3 separate regions of the Homo sapiens genome follow, and all the other regions are linked to region 3. Evidence: chromatin loops called from intact Hi-C (ENCODE). Cell type or tissue: heart left ventricle. All regions are shown on one strand.

Evidence for each region. Peaks named below come from ENCODE experiments on the same cell type or tissue, not always from the same donor. Only the 100,000 strongest peaks of a DNase experiment are listed, where the experiment ranks them.
Region 1: it touches region 3 in a loop (6-fold over the local background); 23 of 110 quality-filtered maps call a loop at or near these places.
Region 2: a loop joins it to region 3, with 4 times the contacts of the local background. A loop is called at or near these places in 6 of 110 quality-filtered maps.

The regions. Positions count from the first base shown.
Region 1 is chr15:34,592,853-34,597,852 of GRCh38, forward strand. No RefSeq gene overlaps it. Among named protein-coding and RNA genes, the nearest start is that of GOLGA8B, 12 kb to the left of the region's middle. In heart left ventricle, no CTCF peak of the experiment used is centred here; no DNase peak of the experiment used is centred here.
Region 2 is chr15:34,434,124-34,439,123 of GRCh38, forward strand. It overlaps GOLGA8A (golgin A8 family member A), which reads right to left and starts at 3,685. Exons shown (of 25, transcript NM_181077.5): 1 at 3,275-3,685; 2 at 1,260-1,348. RefSeq lists silencers at 3,079-3,288, 3,531-3,600. In heart left ventricle, a CTCF peak has its summit at 2,952; DNase peaks (open chromatin) are centred at 568, 2,548, 2,898, 3,718 and 1 weaker place; H3K4me3 peaks cover 2,062 bases; H3K27ac peaks cover 356 bases.
Region 3 is chr15:34,238,613-34,243,612 of GRCh38, forward strand. It overlaps SLC12A6 (solute carrier family 12 member 6), which reads right to left. Exons shown (of 26, transcript NM_001365088.1): 17 at 3,490-3,609; 18 at 2,621-2,725; 19 at 2,049-2,217; 20 at 353-548. It overlaps LOC124903461 (a long non-coding RNA gene), which reads left to right and starts at 4,514. Exons shown (of 2, transcript XR_007064576.1): 1 at 4,514-5,000. RefSeq lists an enhancer at 194-1,393. In heart left ventricle, a CTCF peak has its summit at 2,945 (motif pointing right); no DNase peak of the experiment used is centred here.

The sequences.
Region 1 (5,000 bases), 350 kb after region 3:
GGAGTGCAGTGGCGCGATCTCGGCTCACTGCAAACTCTGCCTCCCGGGTTCGCGCCATTCTCCTGCCTCAGCCTCCCGAGTAGCTGGGACTACAGGCACCCGCCGCCACGCCCGGCTAATTTTTCGTATTTTTAGTAGAGACAGGGTTTTGCCGTGTTAGGCAGGATGGTCTCGATCTCCTGACCTCGCGATCTGCCCACCTCGGCCTCCCAAAGTGCTGGGATTACAGGCGTGAGCCACCGTGCCCGGCCAATATTGGGTCTTTCAATCTATAAATGCTTCTCCATTTACTAGGGTTTTCATCATTCTTTCTTAGCAATGTTTTGAAGTTTTCAGTCCTCAGGTCTGGCACATCTTTTGTTACATTTATCCATAAGTGTTTCTCTTTTTTTTTTTTTGAGGCTATTGCAAATGGTACAATTACTTTTATTTCAATTTCCAATGTTCATTAGTAGTGTATAGAAATATGACTAATGTGTTTATGTTGATCCTACAAAATTGCTAAAGTTTCTAATTAGTTTTAATGTCTCCTTTTTAGATTCTATAGGATTTTCTATGTAGACAATCATATTGTCTGTAAATACAGTTTTGCATTTGCTGTCTACTCTGAATAGCATTTATTAATTTTTCTTGTTATTTTGAACTATTTAGAACATCAACTAAATGTTGAATAGAAGTGTTTAGAGTTGACATTTTTGTCTGACTTTTGATTTTAAGGGGAAATCATTTAGTTTTTAATCTCTAGCTGCAATGTCATATATGTGGTCTCATATGAGCCTTTTATGAGATTCTTAGTCTGCTTAGAGTTTTTATTATGAATAGATTTGGGATTTTTTCAAATGCTTTCTCTGTATCTGAGGTGATCATATGTTTTTAAAATTTGTTAATATGATGAATTACATTGATTGGTTTATGAATGAACCAACTTTGCATTCCTAGGATAAATGCCACTTGATTTTGATGTCAACATTTAAATAATATACTCAGCGCTAAAGAAAGTAGGGGGAGAAATAAGTTCTCCAACACTGCTGATTGGGATGTAAAGAGGCAAGACATTTTTGTAAGACAGTTTTGCCTATGTATCAAATGGCTTACACATATTGGCATCATCTCATCCAGCAATTCTGTTTCAAGAAATTGTAAGGGGAAAAATCAACTGTGAATAAATATTTATAAACATGTATATTTATGTAGAATTTTGGAAAACAGAGATGTAATTTTTCAATAACAGAAGAGGGCTTAAATAAGTGACAGAGAAATGTTATTAACATTCTATCATTTTGTAATGATAAATTAAATGTAAATTAAATGACAGTACTTACATTTAAAATCACATGTATAATATGATCCTCTTTATATAATAAGCATGCATATATTTATGCATAAAAGGAACACTGAAGAATTTACCAGCTAATTTTAACCATTTTTATCTCCTGAGGGTGAGAGCTTTTTTTTAAAGCTATAATTTCTAATCTGTATTTGTACGTTTCAATTCTTTCCAATAAAAATGCATGCCTTAGACTACTTGGCCTGCTATAACAAAGTATCATTGACTGGGTGACTTAAAACAACAAATGTTTATTTCTCACAGTTTTGGAAGCAGGGCAGTCCAAGAACAGGGTGCTGACATGTTTAGTCTGTAGTGAGGGCCTTCTTCCTGGTTTGCAGAAGGCTGCCTTCTTGCCGTATCCTAACATGGGCACGACAGATTGATGTCTAATTTCTTCCTCTTTTTATAAGGACATTAATCCCATCACGAGGGACACACTCTCATGACCTAATCTAACCCTAATTACTTCCCTAAGTCCTCCTTTAAGTCCATCAGTTTGGGGATTAGGGCTTCAACAAATGAATATTGGGGAGACATAAACATTCAAACTGTAGCAATGCATTTTTTTTTGCATTGGGAAAAAAATAAACAGAAAAAAATAGTTTTTCAATGTAGCTAATTTGGATCAATTCATCTCCCATTTTGGTAACTGTTTTGCTGCATAATCCTTGATGGGGAATCCAGAATTATCCTATAACTTTACTTTACATTATTTTGCTACTTGCTAAAAACAGTGATATACATACACTATTATTCAAAAGATATCATTTTTGAGGTCTTTCTGGATTTTTAAAATTTGTCATAACTAAGAGAGGAAAATTTCTGAGAAAATGTTATTGAAGATCAAGAAATTGTGAAGTGTGTAGGTAGAAGTGGCTGGGCCTTGTTTATTAGGTTTCAGAATATTGCACCAGTGGTAACACTTAAATATTCAAAACAATGCATTTGGGGGCAATAAAAGGAAACTTTGTGTTACACAGTGTGTTGTTAACTTTTAAATATTAATAGCTTTTATTCTATGATACAGCACATATTGAAATCTTACTTTTAGGCCAGGCATGGTGGCTCAGGTCTGTAATTCCAGCACTTTGGGAGGCCGAGGCAGCTGGCTCACCTGAGGTCAGGAGTTGGTGACCAGCCCGGCCAACATGGCAAAACCCTGTATCTACTAAAAGTACAAAAATTAGCCGGGCATGGTGGTAGGGCCTGTAGTCCCAGCTACTCCAGAGGCTGAGGCAGGAGAATTGCTTAAACCTGGGAGGTGGAGGTTGCAGTGAGCCGAGATCGCGCCACTGCACTCCAACCTGGGTGACAGAGCTAGAGTCTGTCTCAAAAAGAAAAAAGAAATTAAAAAAAAAGAGAAATCTTACTTTTAAGGAAATTTATGGATAATTAATTTATAAAGGTTAATAAGAAAAGTTAATATGTTTAAGAGCAATTTAATGCTTTCCAATTTATCAAATTAGAACTGTACATTTACTCAAAAAGCCCTTTGATAACATCATAAAAAATAATATTGGTCTGGCTGCTCAATAGGTCTGATCTTAAATAGTATTTATAATGTATCAAGGTGAGGCAGAAAATGAAAACAATTTTTCCAGATAATTGGAACTAAAAACACACAGTTATTTAGCATTAATTTTTTCTATTGTGAGAATTTTGGAAAGGAATAAAATCTTTTTTTCCCCCCTGCTAAACTTAGCTTTATTCCCTAAGAAATACAGAAAACACTAGCAAAACATTGAGGTAAAAATACATGCTGACTTTCCACTATACAAACAATGTAAAGGGCTTTCAATTTTTAATAAAAATTATGTGTACCTGTTTTAGTTCATTTGTGTTGCTATAACAGAATACTTGAGACTGGGTAATTTATAAACAAAAGAGGTGTATTTGGCTCACTATCCTATAGTGAGATAGGATAGTGAGTTCCTACCATAGGCTGGGAAGTTTAAGCTTGGGCAGCTGCATCTGGTAGCTTCTAGTAAGGGCCTCATGCTGAGTCAAAGGAAACACAGCGGAGTAATAGAAGGGGAGCTAGGCGCTTTCACAAAAGGGCAAAACACACAAGACGCAAACTCACTTTATAACAACCTATTTTTGGGGAACTAATCTATTCCTGCTAAATTAAACCAGTCTCCAGAAAAAGGTATTAATTCCTCTTAAAGACTTAATCACTTCTTAAAGGCACCACCTCCCAACATTTGCCACATTGGGGGCCAAGCCTCAATGTGAGTTGTGGTGAGGACAAACCATATTCAAACCATAGCAGTAATATTAGACAAGGTTATTCAATCAGCATATATATATATATATATATATACACACACACATACATACACACACACACATATACATATATGTATATGTATATATGTGTATATGTGTATACATGTGTGTATACACAAACACATATATATACACATATACACATATACACATATATACACACATATATACGTATATATATACACACATATATACGTATATATATACACACATATATATACGTATATGTATACACATATATATGTATATATTGTTGTTGTTGTTGTTTGTTTGTTTGTTTGTTTTGAGACAGAGTCTTACCTTGTTGCCCAGGCTGGAATACAGTGGCGCAATCTCGGGTCACTGCAATCCCCACCTCCCAGGTTCAAGCGATTCTCGTGCCTCAGCCAGGCACCACCACGCCCGGCTAATTTTTATTTTTATTTTTTTTAGCAGAGATGGGGTTTCGCCATGTTGGCCAGGCTGGTCTCGAACTCAGGTGATCCGCCCACCTCAGCCTCCCAAAGTGTTGGGATTACAGGCGTCAGCCACTGTGCCCAGCCCAAAGTCAGTATACTTTTATCGAAAGAACTTTACATATTGTGATTCTTTCCACTGACTGTGAAGGTCACCTTAGTTCCTCAAAAGCTTGAGTCATGATTTATCTTCAAGGTAGCCCACAATTCTTTTATTTGGTCTTCATTGATCTCCATTTGAATATGGACATATTGATGACAACCTCAAAAGTTCCCCAACTAGAAATCTTTGGTATCTAATTTTTTTTCTTGAAATTTATTTTAGGATCTGTTTTTTAGTGTCAGAGTAGATAGATCTGCCTGGTTCTTGATTTCAGGACCCTAAGACTCTTAAGAGTCACCTCAAAATGAATGACTTCCAGTCACATTTATTCCTAAGGTGTCATACTCAACAATAGGACAGATGTGTCAGATATGCCAGTACTTACAGTAAAAATAAAAATTATTATTAGGCCACTTGTGCTTCTAGCACTCTATGTTGTAATTCCTTTCCACAGTTCTAACAAAAAGCTCTGTGAATAAAGCAAAACCACAGAGTTACTCTAAAGGTGTTTCCTGTGATGGACATTTAAAATGATTTATTTACTCATCTTTTTTAACTGAGAAGTAAATATTGTATAAATTTATGATGCACATCATGATGTTTTGATATTTAAAGATATTTAAAATATACATTACCTAAAATACTTATTTTTTTCATAGTAAGAACACTTAAAGTTTACTCTGTTAGCAATTGTCAAGCATACAAGATATTGTGATTTTATTTTATTTTATTTTTTATGACGGAGTTTCACTCAGTCCCCAATGATGGAGTGTGGTGGTGCGATCTGGGCTCATTGCAACCTCCACTTTCCAGGTTAAGCGAT
Region 2 (5,000 bases), 200 kb after region 3:
CCAGGGCAGATCTGGGCAATGAGCCTGTCTGCCTGGAGCCAGGAGAGCCTGGAGGGGCCATTCTTGGGAGCGAGCGGGGGAACTTGAGAAAAATCAGGCCGAGACACATGGATGTGGAGGGAGCACTGGAAAGCCACTGAAGGCCTGGGCAATGGTGACACACCTGGCCTGGGCCAACTTGCAGACTCAGGGGTACCCCACAGCCCAACCTGGGAAACCTCACAGCCGGCACAGAAATCATAAAGCACACAGCAATGGCACCCCACCAGTACGCAGGGTTCCACATAGAGAGCCTGGCTGCATGATCTTGAGGTCACCTAACTCCCGGGCCTCCCTTGTGTGTCTGGACAGGGAGAGAGGGGAGGATTGGCTTCAGGAGAGGCGAGAAACGACAGTGCCCATGACAGCTGACTCAGCCTGTGCCAGCAGGCTGCTCTGAGACATGAGCTGGACCCAACCCAGGCGGTGGGCAGCAGGGGGGTGGGGAGGAACTCTGGGAAAGGAAGGAGCCAGAGAAGTCTCCCTGTGGGCGCTCGGGCCAACCACCACCCAAGGGAACAATGAGCACCCCCAGCCCCCGATGGGCACACAGGCTGCCTCCTGGTGAGCAAGCGTCTCAAACCTGACCTACATCTGGGAGGCCTGCCTGGTCACCAGGGACTACCTTACACCCTACCTGTGCCTCCACGTCCCCAGTGCTCACGGCCACCTGGCAAGGGTGAGGAACTGAGACTGCGTTGAGGACACACAGCCTGTGAGTGGTACAGCCAGGGCCGCTGCCCAGGCCCAGAGCTCTCTCCGTTTCTCTAAGGACCAGGCTGCAAGGCAGGGCATGTGATCTCTGCCGAAGACATTCAAGCCACCCAGTGATGTGTGCTGGGCCTCGATCCCCACCGACCGCCAGTCCTCTCCTCCCCTGGACAGTAAAGGTTTCTCCAAGACTTCAGACGACGGTGTCACCTGAGGCCCTCACCTATTAAGTCACCGGGGCAGGTATGCATGGCAGAGGACACGGAGGAGTGCCGGAGAGGAGCTGAGGCCTGGAGGGGGCCTCTGCAGCCAGGCTCAACCCCCACTCTCCCCACTCCAACAGCCCTCACTGCAGCCACCGCGGCCCAATCCAAACAAAGCCCAGCCTGATGCCAATCTCACCATCAACTGTTTTTCCTCTGACTTCCTCAGTTTTGTCTAGGAAAAATCAAAGTGTCTTATCCCATCTCTAAGCTTCCAGGGGTGTGATCAGTGTCTTTTACAATTACCTTTTACTTTTATCCAGCATTTCTTAGCTCGGTTGGCAAACTGGATATTTATGCACCTCCATTTCACAATCCATCTCCACCGATTATTCCTGTAAAACATTTTTTTTTTTAAAGTTTAGAGTTACTTAAGAAGGTTATGTAAACAAGTTAACCAGCAAGCCACAACTTGGGTCTGCGGTGTCAGAGAAAACATGCAAGGTGCAAGAGAATGAGGAGCTGATGGTCACCAGCTTTACCTCCTTCCAGCACCCACTCCTGCTCACACACACTCACACCCCGTGGGACTCAGCCTGCAGCTTCTCCCAGCCCAAGAGCCAGACAGTGGGGAGGAGCACAGACCACACTTCCTAACAAATGAGAGGGAAGACTTCGTGCCCCATTGCTACTGCCATCACCCAGTCCCAGCCCAGAGAGGGAGCCCACTCCAAGGGCCCCCCTGCCAGTACTGCTAGAGCCCACCGAGGGCTGCCAGCACACAGCTACGAGCTCCAGCTTTATCTACTCACGCCCTGGACACTGCCCGGAGCCCCAGCAGGTTCCACGTGTCCTTGTCACCCCAGCCCTCCTGCCCCGCGGATCCTAAGCTCAGGAGACCCTCTCCAGCCCAGGCTGTGGGGGAAGGCAGCCCCCACGGTCACCCAGGAATCAGCGCAGAGTGCAGGGCATCCTGGACTCCCCGGACTGGGAAACCCAGTTCCTGTCCCCCTGCGTAGTGGCCACACCTCTGGGAGGGGAGAAACCCCTGCCTCACCTCACTGGAGGGACCCTGACCCAGAGGCCTGAGAAAAAGCCACCGGCAGGCTCCTGGCACCTGCCAACCTGCACCTTAGGAAAACTTGTCCCACTTCAACCTGCAAAGCTCTCAGGTCATTACTTCTAAAACCACTGTCCTTTCTGAAACAGGAAGGAAAATAGAAAAACAAACAAAAACAAAGAGGCACAGAAGGCTGAAGACGCCAGAGGCAGTTTAGCCCAAAAACAAAGTGCCAGACACAAGATGCCAAGTTTGGGGCGCTTCCTCCACCGCATGCCTGTTTAGGAGCTGACTGCACTCAACCACAGATTTACGTCTGGTGCCTGCCAGGTCGTTATCTGAAGAGATCTGAAAAAGTAAGCCTTTCTTCTGCCAGTAAATACTAAGTTAAGACTAGCAGGCCCCTCTAAGGCTCTGCTCTCCACTGGGGTGCTGCAGGACAGGCCCCTCCGCGGGCGTTCCCCGCACCCTCCCTCCGCGTCGGCCCGGAGAAAAGGAAGTTCGCCCCTAGCCTGGGCTTACCAAGGCCCGCCGCCCGACCCATGGAGCCCTGCTTGGGGACCGGGGGCCTCGATGTTCTCCTTCACCATCTGCGGCCAGATCTCCCTCCAGCAGCCTTGCCAGGCAGTGCCTGGCGTGGAGAAGGGGCCCTGCAGAGGCGCAGGTCCGCACCGTGCCCCCAACCCGGCGCCTGCAGCCCAGGGGCAACAAGGTGTGGGGTTTTTGAGTTTTTCCCTCTGGGCCTTATTATACAGGGAAAGGGAAGGGGCGAAGATCCGGGCTCGAGTTCTCCCAGGGAAGTGAACCCAGAGGCGATCCCAAACTCAGTAGTTGCCGCCCGGCACGGGGACTTGATGCCGGCGCCAAGCCGGGCAGCGGAACGCACCAGCGGCCCGACCAGCCCGGCGAGACGCGAGCGGGCGGCCCCGCCAGACAGCGCCACTTGCCGGCGCCGAGAGTGGCCCCTCGCCGCGGTGAGCCCCTCCCGGGATGCGAAAGCCATCGCCTAGTCCCCGCCGCACCCGCCCGCCCATCGTGGGAGGAGGATGGGCCGGTCCGAGAGGCGTAAGGCCGCCGGGCTGCACCCCTAGATCCCAGCGGCGGCCTCCCCGCAGCCCCGCCGAGTCCGGGGGGCAGCGCTCGGGAGCTCTTGGCCCGCAGCTTACGCGCCGCCCCCCACGCGTCCGGGTCCCCGCGGCGCCGCGGGCGGCCCAAGGCTGCCGCCGCCAGCGAGTCAGGCAGCCGAGGTTCCCCAGCTTACCTGGCCAGGGCGCGGGGCTGCCCCGGTCCGCCGCCGTCCTCGCCGCGCCGCCGTCCTCGCCGCGCCGCCGTCCTCGCCGCGCCGCCGTCCTCGCCGCGCCGCCGTCCTCGCCGCGCCGCCGTCCTCGCCGCGCCGCCGTCCTCGCCGCGCCGCCGTCCTCGCCGCGCCGCCGTCCTCGCCGCGCCGCCGTCCTCGCCGCGCCGCCGTCCTCGCCGCGCCGCCGTCCTCGCCGCGCCGCCGTCCTCGCCGCGCCGCCGTCCTCGCCGCGCCGCCGTCCTCGCCGCGCCGCCGTCCTCGCCGCGCCGCCGTCCTCGCCGCGCCGCTGCCGGGTCTCTCCCGGGGGCTGAGCTCCCGCAGAGCTCGCGCCTAGCCGCACACCTCGACTGCTGATTAGCCCGACAGCTGAATAGCGGCGGGAGCCTACCGCGAGCGGAGTACGGAAAGCCCGCAGGGCCGCGCCACATGGCGCACGCGCACTGAGCTGCATACCTAGGTGACAAACGTGCACGTTTTGCACGTGTATCCCAGAACTTAAAGCATGACAAAATTTTTTTTTAAAAAACCCTGATGCCATTATTAGGAACAATTTGAATAGATCAGTCACAACCTATATGCTGGCTTCTGGTGTCTCAATTTGTCCTGGGAAAACTGTTGTAAAGCAATAGTATGTCAGTCCTTATATACTTATCCATCTCCAATCTGGAAAGACAAGGCTTATATGTTTCCTTTTTAGTCCCCTAATTTCTCTTTATGACACAAATCCAGTTGGCAGTATTAAAGATGGGGCTGATTCTCCTTTACTTATCTGGAATATGCTACCATTCCAGATAAGTAATAGTAAAATGGCCATTTCCTCTTGCTAATCAAATGTCGTTTTTGAACACAAAAGCCACTGGGTTTGGAGTATGAAACATAAACATAAAACATATCATACACTATCTGTGACGTTTTCATAAACTCACATGATCCTTTTATATTTTTCTCTTATATAAAACGAAATACTTTCCATTAAAAATTGAGATATTTAAATGAGAAAATGCTTGCCAATGTTATTAAAATATAAAATTTTATTATTTATTCAAAGAAAATGGTCACTTTTGGTTTGTGCTAAAAAATAACAGTAACAGTAGAAGCCTGCTTTAAAATATTTTAAGTGTGCGATATCATATTACTTCTCATTTACTCTTTGCGTTTCTAGAGAGCCAAGTTTATTTTTTTCTCAATTCAGTTTAAAATCAGAGGGAACAAAATTTGAAACGTGACATAATATCAAGGTTAACATGCTAGCTATGTAATAACTGTAAAATTTGGCCACAAATGCATTTGCTTTGAGAAAAATGATCATGTGAAATTCCTAAATATTTGGGCCATATGGAAGATGATATCAGAAGAATAATATATTCTCTGTATGTCAAAGGAGGAGGATAATAAAAACCGTAGTTATTAGGTTAGTACAAAAACAATTACAGTATTCGCCATTGCCAAAAATTGCAATTGCTTTTGCACCAAGGTAGTAATAAAAGTATGGTTGAGTTTCTGTAGAATTCCGGCAAAGGATGAGCATCCTTAATCTGAAATCCAAAACTCTCCCAAATTCGAAATTTTTTGGGTGCCCATATGATGCCTCAAGTACAAAATTCTACACCTGACCTCATGCAATGTATCATAGCCAAAGCACAGGTACACAACACATAGTTTATTCAGTGCTTTCAAGAGAAAATTAAAA
Region 3 (5,000 bases):
TCCCATTACTACATTTCTAAGGGGGGATATGTGAATTTGAGAGATTATGATGCTGAAGAACAATTCTTGCAATTCCTGTGAGAACATCAATATGGAAAATCACAAATGAAAACACGGCAATTTTGGAGATAATTCCTAGCACAAGACTTGACAGAAATAATTCATGAACATAATGTGAAGCTGAAGGGGGTAGGTAGAATCTGGGTATTACTACCAATAGTTTTTCAGGTTGCCTTATAAGACTATGCTTCAGCAATGGCATAGTCTCTACTTTAGGAGGCTGGGGGTGACAGAGATTTAACTATATACCCTCGACTTGGGCCTTTAGGTTTGTATGAGAAATGGTTAGTACCAATAAAAGTCTTCCAAGCGCGGGCATCTTCGCTTTGACGCCAGCCATTAGGCCAGCCCATCACCACCGTGTTGTGCTTCATGCCCCCAAGGCCACATGACTGGATGAGGTGGGAAATGCCCTCTCTCAGCTTGGCGGCCACCACCAGCTGGCAGAATCCTTTTACCTTCTCTGCCTCCATTAGGTGCTTTATGGTCTGAAAGAGACACAGGACCGCAACACTGAACTGGTTCACTCTGGACATTTTAACCCATTGTTCCTTCTCCATATTATATCCCCCACCTTTTTCCAAAGTCTTCATAATACTATATCATCTACAGAAAAGTCCAAAAAGTTAAAATTATCCCAAAGGAATTTCATGATCTTTTGTCTTTTTGCTTACTACGTATTTTTGCCTCTGTAGCTGGTTGTCTACATGTAGTTTCTCTGCTTTTTCCTCTGTTCTGCTTTTGTTCCTTTGCACCATACCAAAAAACTGGGAACAGGGATCTCTACAAAGTGAATATTCAACATTCTTTCTCAGTTGACCAGGGTGATTCACTATTGTGAACACGATCTCCTTCCTGCCTCAGCCCCAGTCATGCCCTGACTCATCTTACCAGAAACTCAGTATGATGATTCAGTTTCACTTTAGAATTTTCTCAGGTATGTTTTCTTTTTCGCCTCTCCCATTCCCATATGCTTTTTGACATTTTAATGGTGATTATTCATGACACTTGTATTTGCATTACTCTTCCTTTATTTAGTCAAACCAATTTGGAGATATCATCTCATTTACTCTTACTCCACCCTGGGAATAATGGTATGGAAAATGGAATGATTTTTGCAAAGGCACAGATTAAATCAGTGATGCGGCTAAGAACTAGGCTCTCCTGATTTTCAATCCTGTGTACCTTTTATTAATTTTTACCATCATTCTGGAGTAATGTTTCTTCAGCATTTCTAGTGTTTAGGATTTCAAAGGATTCCAAAATGAAATCCAGTAAAACTTTTTTTTTTAAATACTTTAAGTTTTAGGGTACATGTGCACAACGTGCAGGTTTGTTACATATGTATACATGTGCCATGTTGGTGTGCTGCACCCATTAACTCGTCATTTACATTAGGTATATCTCCTAATGCTATCCTTCCCCCCTCCCCCCACAGTAAAACTTTTGAAATGCCATTGAACACAATGGCATTTCAAAAACAATAGGATTAGTTCTATCATATATAATAAGTATTAGAGTGAAAACAACTTCCTTGTTAAAGTAGAACTTTAATGTTCAATACAGCTAACCAGAAGTGGCAAAGGAATCTTGCTCATGATACCACGTAGATTAGTAAAGAGGAAGAAAATTTGGTCATTACTCCTTGTTGTCACAAGATTGAGAGGAACCCTCTCCATAGTTCAAGGGATCAATTTATTTACATGACTTTTCTCAGTGCTTAGATTAATGTTTGGAGTATATTTGAACATAAGGTTTAGACTTAATAATCTTATAATTTAGTAATGCTTTAAACAGGAAGAAATAATAAATAACTATTTTTGGCTCATCTTATTATTTGGGAAAAAGTGTCCTTTCAAAGGTCAGCACTAAGTGAGAAACCTCCTAGATCACTCAGGAACAAGATTCAAGTAGAAGTTTGAGGTCTTACTACTTAACATCACAAAGCTGTAAACTGAGTTCCAATACCTCAAAAGCCTGACTCTTACCTGCTCAGCAGCTAAAGCTTCACCGTAGTTCTCTAGGAAGTTCCCCACGATGACAGAGCCCACAATAGTGAGACCTTTTCCTGCTTTGAGCTGTGAGGCAAAGGTGAGGAGGCGAGGATGCTTGACATGTAAGTCTTCATCTAGTTTCAGTAATACAAGCAACTGAGGCCTGTGAAGAGGTTGGTGGGGGTTGGAGGGGAGGAGAAAACATTTTGGGTTTGGGGAACAGAATGACAGACTCCACCCTTTAATTCAGGAGATCTGTATGAAACAGGTAATTTGACAGAAGGAAGAGATCACAGGAGATGACAGGATAAGGGCATTATTTTGAATGCTCCCAGTACTATCTCAAGTTGATCAGTCTTCAAGGAAGAATAATAAATTGTAGAAATCTTGATCATAAACGACATGAAGAAAAGGGAATAAAAAAATTAAGGATTTAGAATAGTTCAAAACAGGTCCATTATACCAATTCCTTGAGCCACATATGGTTTCCTTATCCTAAAATCAACAAAACACATATTTTTGTGTGTTAACCATGTGCCAAATACTGCTAGTGTTGATTTCTTTACCTCCAGTTTTTAGTGTGTGGAGGTCCTTCCTCCAATCGAAGCAAAGCAAACCGGGCTGCACTGAGGGACAGCCCACGGATACCATCACCCCATTCTTTCTCAGCTCTGTGAGAAAAAGAAAAGAGCAGAGACAAATTTAAACTATAGTAAGTATAATTTTAAAAAATAAAGTTTTTTTCTGAATCTAAAAATCACACATGTGCAAGGTAGAAGATTAAAGCTCAGATTAATGATTTACATAATGTTCTTTACTAACATAATGAACCTGATGTAGGTAGATCAACAGCACCAACAGACTGCACTGCACAAACAGTTCCCAATAAAGCCTGAAGGGGTCACTCATTCAGTCCTTCTATGTAATTGTTCAAAACAATAATGTAAAAGAGCAATTTAGATTAGAAAATTATAACAGACCTGGAGTTTAAGTTACTTTGAAAATAATGCAGAGAAAGTAAAGTTCAATGTGATCTTCTGAATAAGAATGTTATTTCGTCCTCATTTTTGAAAGCTGTAAGTCTTAGTAGTTACTAAGTTGTTCAGAACTAATTTCTTTTTCATTTCAGAGACAACCCCTTGACTGAAGAGATAAGCAAAAATATTTACATTTGTGTTGTACTTTGTTTAGTACTAATTATTATTATTTGGAAATGTCCTTTGTTATTTTCCATTGATCCATTCATACTTTCTCAATGGATCTCCCTTGTGATGAAAAGCTTGCATCATTAAGATGGTTAAAGAATTAGGGGTACAAAATATAGTTATGAAAATGAAGTTACCTGAGTCCTTAAGATATTTTCACTGAGCTGGCTCTAACCAAACTAGCTAGTCTTGCTACTTTTAGCAGTGATCAAGATTAAATCCACACTCACCCTTGGTATTCAATGTACTTGTAGATCATACCAGCTATTACCATGGCTACAATGGCATAATACCAGGAAGAAATGAACATCAGAGCCAGACAGATACTCATTCCCATGAAAGAAAGGGCCCTAGAAAATTAAAAACAAAAAAGTATCTTTTAAAGTAGCTGAAAAAGAAGCCTATGTTAAAGGTGCTTCTCAAACTATCTGTGGTGAGGTATTATTTTTTAAAAACTTTGAAACTATTATAAATAGAACTTTTGTAAAATGCAATAAAAATGAATTATTCGAAAAATTATCACATGCCTGGATGCTGTAGCAATGTCAAACTGCCACAAAAGTTTCTAAATGATTATTCTCAATTCTATAGTTGTCTTATCATGAAACAGTCGGTAGATGTGCACTAAACCCCAAACTGTCCTTTGCAACAGAAGATGTTTCCAACTGCTGGAAAACCATATAAATAACGGAACACTATCAGTCATCTGCAGTTATGAGGACAATTAATACTTACTTGGCAAAGCCAGGATGGGACACGCAGCCAGAAATGTTAATAACTCTAGGATCTTTTTAAAAAATTTCATATAAATATTTCTAAAAATTTTATAAATACTTATTAGCATAACTGCAGAACTCACTGAGAAAAATTATTTTTGGGCCGGATGCGGTGGCTCACAGCTGTAATCCCAGCACTTTGGGAGGCTGAGGCGGATGGATCACAAGGTCAGAAGACTGAGACCATCCTGGCTAACACGGTGAAACCCTGTCTTTACTAAAAATACAAAAAATTAGCCGGGTGTGGTGACGGGCGCCTGTAGTCCCAGCTACTCGGGAGGCTGAGGCAGGAGAATGGTGTGAACCTGGGATCTCAGCTCACTGCAACCTCCGACTCCCGGGTTCAAGCGATTCTCCTACCTCAGCCTCCTGAGTAGCTGGGATTACAGGCATGTGCCACCATGCCCGGCTACTTTTGTATTTTTAGTAGAGACGGGGTTTCCCCATGTTGGTCAGGCTGGTCTCAAACTCCTGACCTAGGTGATCCGCCTGCCTTGGCCTCCCAAAGTGCTGGGATTACAGGCATGAGCCACCACGCCCGGCCTCATAAAGAACTTCTAACTAACATTAAAGCTAGAAAGAGGATTTGAGGCATTAAAAATCAGTTGAAGATTTTAATTTTTGCCCAGTAAACGTTACATCACTGCCCACCATTGGTAAGTGAAGACAGAAAGGGAACAAGGAGAAAGTTAGCAAAGAAGAATGTAGCAACGGGTACATACAGGACATAATTAATGAGCTCTGAGCTATAAGAGGAAAGAGATGGGATGGTAGCCAAAAATCTTTCATGATGACCCCTTCAGGACTGGGGAGACTTAACTACAACAGCAGCAGCAGCAACAGTTCATTGAGAGCTGAGCTTTACTATGTATCAGGCACTACGATAAGCACTTTAGATTTATTAGTCCCATTTTACAAATGAATAAAATTAAATTTTACATGGTTATGTGCTTTGCTGAAGGTTA